2 separate regions of the Homo sapiens genome follow, and region 2 is linked to region 1. A link is a loop called in an ENCODE intact Hi-C map of the cell type or tissue named here. Cell type or tissue: right lobe of liver. All regions are shown on one strand. Each heading gives the region's core, and the rest is flanking DNA. Links, peaks and the distances in the headings are about the cores only.

What was found. A loop is a pair of places that touch in the nucleus more often than their neighbours do. Peaks named below come from ENCODE experiments on the same cell type or tissue, not always from the same donor. Only the 100,000 strongest peaks of a DNase experiment are listed, where the experiment ranks them.
Region 2: it touches region 1 in a loop (4-fold over the local background); 107 of 110 quality-filtered maps call a loop at or near these places.

What each region holds. Positions count from the first base shown.
Region 1 is chr10:110,141,045-110,143,966 of GRCh38, forward strand. No RefSeq gene overlaps it. Among named protein-coding and RNA genes, the nearest start is that of MXI1, 65 kb to the right of the region's middle. In right lobe of liver, for the core only: no CTCF peak of the experiment used is centred there; DNase peaks (open chromatin) are centred at 367, 917 and 1,377; H3K27ac peaks cover 1,095 bases.
Region 2 is chr10:110,278,281-110,281,202 of GRCh38, forward strand. MXI1 (MAX interactor 1, dimerization protein) reads left to right here. Exons shown (of 6, transcript NM_130439.3): 4 at 900-1,014; 5 at 1,634-1,805. Among named protein-coding and RNA genes, the nearest start is that of SMNDC1, 25 kb to the right of the region's middle. In right lobe of liver, for the core only: a CTCF peak has its summit at 1,291 (motif pointing left); a DNase peak (open chromatin) is centred at 1,291; H3K4me3 peaks cover 545 bases; H3K27ac peaks cover 567 bases.

The DNA of each region.
Region 1 (2,922 bases), core at 304-2,803:
TTTGGATTTCCCTCTGGTACTCCTGACTTATCTTTTCTGGGTTTATAAAACAAATATAGTGACAGTCCCCAGCCTGGACCTGGAGCTACAGTTCTGCTAGACTCTTCTCAATGGTTTTCTGGCTGTGTTCTGTCCTTCCTTGAAGACCATTTTCTTTCATAGACAGTCAAGATCTAAACTAATTGTTTTTTTTTTTTTTTCCAAAAGCAATAGCTTCTGAAGATTTTCACTAAGCAGGAGCTAGGGAGGAAGTAGTTGTTGCGTGCTATAACTCACCCCTTTCCTGTTGAGTAATGCTGTAGAGGTTGGATTCAGTGGCAACTGGCTTGCTAGACTTTGACTTCAGAGTAGATGAGCTCCTAGTTTTATGAGAGAACATGTAGATACAGCCAGCTTGTTGGCATGCACAGGCAGTCTCTTCCAAAGGTGTTTGCTGGACTAAGGAGTTAAAGTTCAACATTTCTTCCTACCTGATTTCTGTTTTGGAAATGTTGGCTTCAATTGTTTCAACTGAAATAAAGGTCATTTGAGGCTATTAGGATAACCAAGACTGTATCCCAAATATTATCTACTGGTCCACATCGCGGGGAGGGGTAAGACTCACTGCACCCGGATGTTTGGGTATCTTAAGCCTTTTAAATTATTTAATTTAAAATATCCTGTGTGGTAATTGAGATGTTTTGTTTTTAAATTATTTTTAAAATAGTGTTTTACTTTAGAACATATTTTCAAAATATGAAATTTTTTGATATGTAGGTATGGTCGTGTGTCTCCATTTTGACCTTTAAGTTAATATTGAGCAAGGGTATATGCACATGTACTTGCCAAAGCCAAGCTGAGCATGGGTCAATTAACTGCAGAGGAACAGGGCAGGCTGGGTGGGGCAAGCTCAGGAATTCTACCCACTCACTGAGCAAAGTCAGGCACTGGGGGAACAGCTTGAGCTGGAGAGCTAGTAGGAAGCCCAGCCCAGCCAGTGAAACATGGAGCCTCGAGAACATAGCCATCGGCCAAAAGCGTAGTCTGGTAAATGGTCTGCATCAGGGAAGTGGGAGTCCCAGTCAGGATTCTGGAGTAAGAAAGCAGGATGGCAGAAGCCCAGTAGCATGTGTAGGAGTGCCAGCCACAGGCTTAGCTCTAAGAGCAGCGCTTCCTCTACTTCCTGTGGGGTAATGGCAAGATCATGGCAGGACCTCAGGCTTAAGGGGCCTGGGTATAGTTAGCAGTTCCTCAAGACAGGAACTCGGATAGAAGGAAAATGACAGATGGGAATCCTGTTATCAGAACTGAGGTACACAATACTGCTCAGAATTCCAGAAGCCAGGCAGTGCTCAGAGCCAAGACAAGGTCAGGACTGGCCTGGGGACAGGCTTGGCTTGGTGCCCAGTGAGTCCCAGAGCCAGGAGCTAGAGCTACCTCAGTTCCGCTGGCCTCATTAGGACTAGTCCTGGACACCACAGCCAGGTAAGTCGGTCAAGTGGCCCTAGTCGTTGTGGGAGAGGCACACTGCAGAGACAGGGAAGGGCCCTGACATGGCTTTCACAATGGAAGCAACCCTGTGTGATAACAAGACAGCCACGTAAGAGTGGCTGCAGGAATGAGTTAATATTTCACACCAGAACCTACCTGAGGACTAGCAAAGATGAATAAGCAAAGGCCAAGTGCTACTGAAACACTCGCTGTGAAGATGGCCCCATGTTTCCTGTGAACTAATTTTCCAATCGGGAGGCAGTTTCACTATAGAAAAATTTAGCTCCAGTGATGTCTCTGCCCTTCCCCGCCCCCAACCCCGCCACCCTCTTACCAGGAGTCACTATAAGATGCACCTCAAGAACACTAATTGAATAGAAGAGAATCGAAGACAGTGGTCTGTGTTTCCTCCTCCTATAAAAAATGAGGCTATGATTTTATGCTGGCAAAACACCTTCGATTCCACATGGCGTCCTCCATAACCCTCTGGTTGTGGCAATAGCCGTTTGCCACTGAGTCAGAGGCCTCTCTGATTTGTCTTGCCACATCCACCCAAATAATGACCTCTCAGTTCACTCCTCCAACCTGCTTCCGGAGAGAATGGCTTCCTTAGGACCGTACCTGTAGCAGCTCCAATCTGTCATCATCTGGGGGACTCAGGAGCCAGCTGCATGAGTCATCCAGTCCTCTACTCCCACAGTTGTCCATAGAACACCTAGCCCTGCCACCTGGCAAGCCAGCCTTCTTTCCCACCCCATCTTCCCCAACCTGGGTACCCAGCAGAAGACATATACCCTCCCAGTGACCGCCTTAGCTCTCCAAGCACCCTTCTCCACCTGGGCACACTGATAGAGGATGTTTCCTTTCATCAAAATGACTTCTTCCTTTACCAAACTCCAGTAGCACTTCAGGATCATACTTAGCCTGTCTTGTAAGCATTATTGATTATGCATCTGTCTCCCCTACAAGATCATAAGCTCTGGGAAAGCAGGGACTGTATATACCTTGTTCATCCTTTTGTCCTTCACCATGCATGGCCAAAAATAGATTCTTCCTTTCTGTTGCTCACAAGGGACAACACTGTTCATGTTGGTGACATGTTAATAACATGTACATAGCAGAAAGATGTTCTCATATATCTTAAATAGTGAAAGTCAGGAAGTGGCTTAGGGTGAAAATCCTCCTTGGAGCCATTAGTCTGATCTATAAAGCTAATAATAATAATAGCTACAGTTTATCAAGTGCCTACCATGTAGGCTTTGTACTACATGTTTTAATTACATTATCTCATTTAATCCTCAATCATGCACTATATGGTTATCCACCAAAGGGGGAAACAGGTTTAGAGAGAGGCTAAGGAATTTTTCTCATTTCACCACTTAGTAAGTGGATTCAGACTCTTAAGTCTGTTTCTAACTGTTATGCCAGGTTATTCACTGAGTGCAGCCTTCT
Region 2 (2,922 bases), core at 96-2,595, 140 kb after region 1:
TTCTAGGAGAAATTTCCCTCAACTTTCCCACAGGAAGGATAGATTAGAGAATGCAATGACTTTCAGTAAGTAATTTTTGTCACCTGTTGTCCTTGTGGATTGGAGGCAGGTAGTGAGAGAGACGAGAGAGGAAGAGAAAAAAGAAATAAAAATTAAGCTAACGAGCTAGCACACTTAGATAGGAAGCAGGGGATTATTTTATGGGTTATTTCTGTGGCTAGAATTGACCACAGGGCATATATTTTGTCTAACCCTACCCTAGCTGGTCACAGAATTTTGCTGTTTCTGTTGTATTGGAGTATAAGAAATCAACATTTTTATAAGTGAAAAGTGGTTGAATATCAGAAATTTCATGTGGTTCAAACTAATATATAACAACATGTAACACACTGTAGGATGGCTACAGTTGTAGAGAGGTAGGGTGTGTGTGTGTGTGTGTGTGTGTGTGCCCACACACGTGCAAGCAAGTAAAAGGTGGGAGGGGGGAAATAGAAACTTGTGAGCATATTATATTCCCTTGGGGTACCATAGCTGAAAACCTCTCCTCTCGCCTGTGGTTTTAGTTATTCAAGATCAAATACAATTGTCCTGGTATGTTTTCACACTTCCATATTAATACAGTTGAGACAGTTTATGGGGTGAGTTAAAAAATAAACCATCTTGACAGAGATTACCATTGGGGATAATAATCTAAAGTGAGTGTTGTCTAAAGAGTACAACAGAAATAGCAGAGACTGAAATGCGGCCACCCCTACATTCTTTGACAGTGGAGAATTAGGGGTGTGACATCTATCCTATAGGCTGAATAAATGCAAATTATTGTTTATCTTAAAATAGGTTTTATGATATTTCTAGTGAAATAACCAGACTGTGCTGATTTGACTTTTTGTCTTTCTTAGACGAGCTCATCTGCGCCTTTGTTTAGAACGCTTAAAAGTTCTGATTCCACTAGGACCAGACTGCACCCGGCACACAACACTTGGTTTGCTCAACAAAGCCAAAGCACACATCAAGGTGAGAATTTTTACTTTCAGATTTGCACAATTCCCTCAGTTCTGGTTTAATTATTGGCACTGATTCCTATTCATATACATCAGCTAGTTCACCATGCCCTCCTTAATAACTGACCTCAAGAGAAGTCTTTCTAAAAACTTACCAGCTAATCTGATGGGAACAACATAACCTGATTAAACTAAATTGTTTTGACAGCGTGGCCATTTGAAGAACTGAGAACACTAGGAAAATAACAATTACCCTCTTCATACTCGGAAGGCAGTTGTGCCCTCTGGTGGAGATGACTTCATTTGGCTGTGTCCTTCCGTATTTTTCCATCAAATACCATACTAGAGGAAGTTTCTCCGTGGAGATTACTTTACAGACTTTTAGAAGTCCATCTTGTTCAAGTAACATAGCATTCATTACATACACACAAAAGTAAAGACAAAACTATTTTTTATTTTTAAAAATATGTATTTATATGCATTCTCATTTTGGAGGCTTTAAAATGTATTTATATATTTTTATACACACTCACACATGTATATTCATTCATGTTTTCTCTGCTAAAGGAGGAATCAGTTTTATTGTTTGTACTGGACTATACACAAATGTAAAAATCATTTCATCATTTCAGAAACTTGAAGAAGCTGAAAGAAAAAGCCAGCACCAGCTCGAGAATTTGGAACGAGAACAGAGATTTTTAAAGTGGCGACTGGAACAGCTGCAGGGTCCTCAGGAGATGGAACGAATACGAATGGACAGCATTGGATCAACTATTTCTTCAGATCGTTCTGATTCAGAGCGAGGTAGGCAGCTTGCCTCTTCTCTAATGAAATACTAAACATCTCTGTATCTGGATTTAGGGAAGGTATGTTGGGAGGCACTGTATTTGCTTTCTTTCTAGCCAACAGAGTAACATTGTAGGTTTTATGCAATCATAATATTGTCTACAGCAGTGCCAGTGTGGACTATAAAACTTTTTGTTTTTTCCTTGAAAAAAAATATATTTATATATTTATATTATAAATTATATAATGTCCCTCAATTTAGGTTTGTCTGATGTTTTCAAATGATTAGATTGAGGGTATACAGTTGGGGTAAGGAATATCACAGAAATGATGTTGTGCCCGGTGGCTCATGCCTGTAATCCCAGCACTCTGGGAGGCCAAGGCGGGCAGATCACAAGGTCAGGAGATCGAGGCCATCCTGGCTAACATGGTAAAATCCTGTCTCTACTAAAAATACAAAAAATTAGACGGGCGTGGTGGCAGGCGCCTGTAGTCCTAGCTACTCGGGAGGCTGAGGCAGGAGAATGGCGTGAACCCGGGAGGCGGAGCTTGCAGTGAGCCGAGATCATGCCACTGCGCTCCAGCCTGGGCAACAGAGTGAGGTTCCGTCTCAAAAAAAAAAAAAAGAAAAGAAATGATGTTGTGCCTTTCTCAATCCATTGTGTCAGGAAGATACACGATGTCGAAGTTTTTACTACTGGTGATGTGAATTTTTATATGTAGATTTTAAAGTACAACACCCTTTATTTCTCTTTCCATCTATCCTAGAATATTTATCTTTGACAGAGTTAAAGAACAGAAGTCAACCAAAAAAGAATGGTTTGAATTTTACTGATTGTTCTTCCCAAAGCTTCCACCACATCAGGCTTCATATCACATTAAAAGATCCCAGAGGTGAACACTGGTGATTTGAAGTCTTACATTTGGAGAAAGGAGCTCATGAGCTCTTTAGGATTCTAAAACATGAGACAAGTGACAGAGTTTTTTTGTTTGTTTGTTTTTAGGACTCTGATTTTGTTTTTTGTTTTTGACTTTTTTAAGTGGAAATTTTCAAACATACTTAGAATAGAATAATGAACTCCTGTATACCCACCATTCAGTTTGAATAGCTGTCAACTTGTTTCATCTGTTCTTC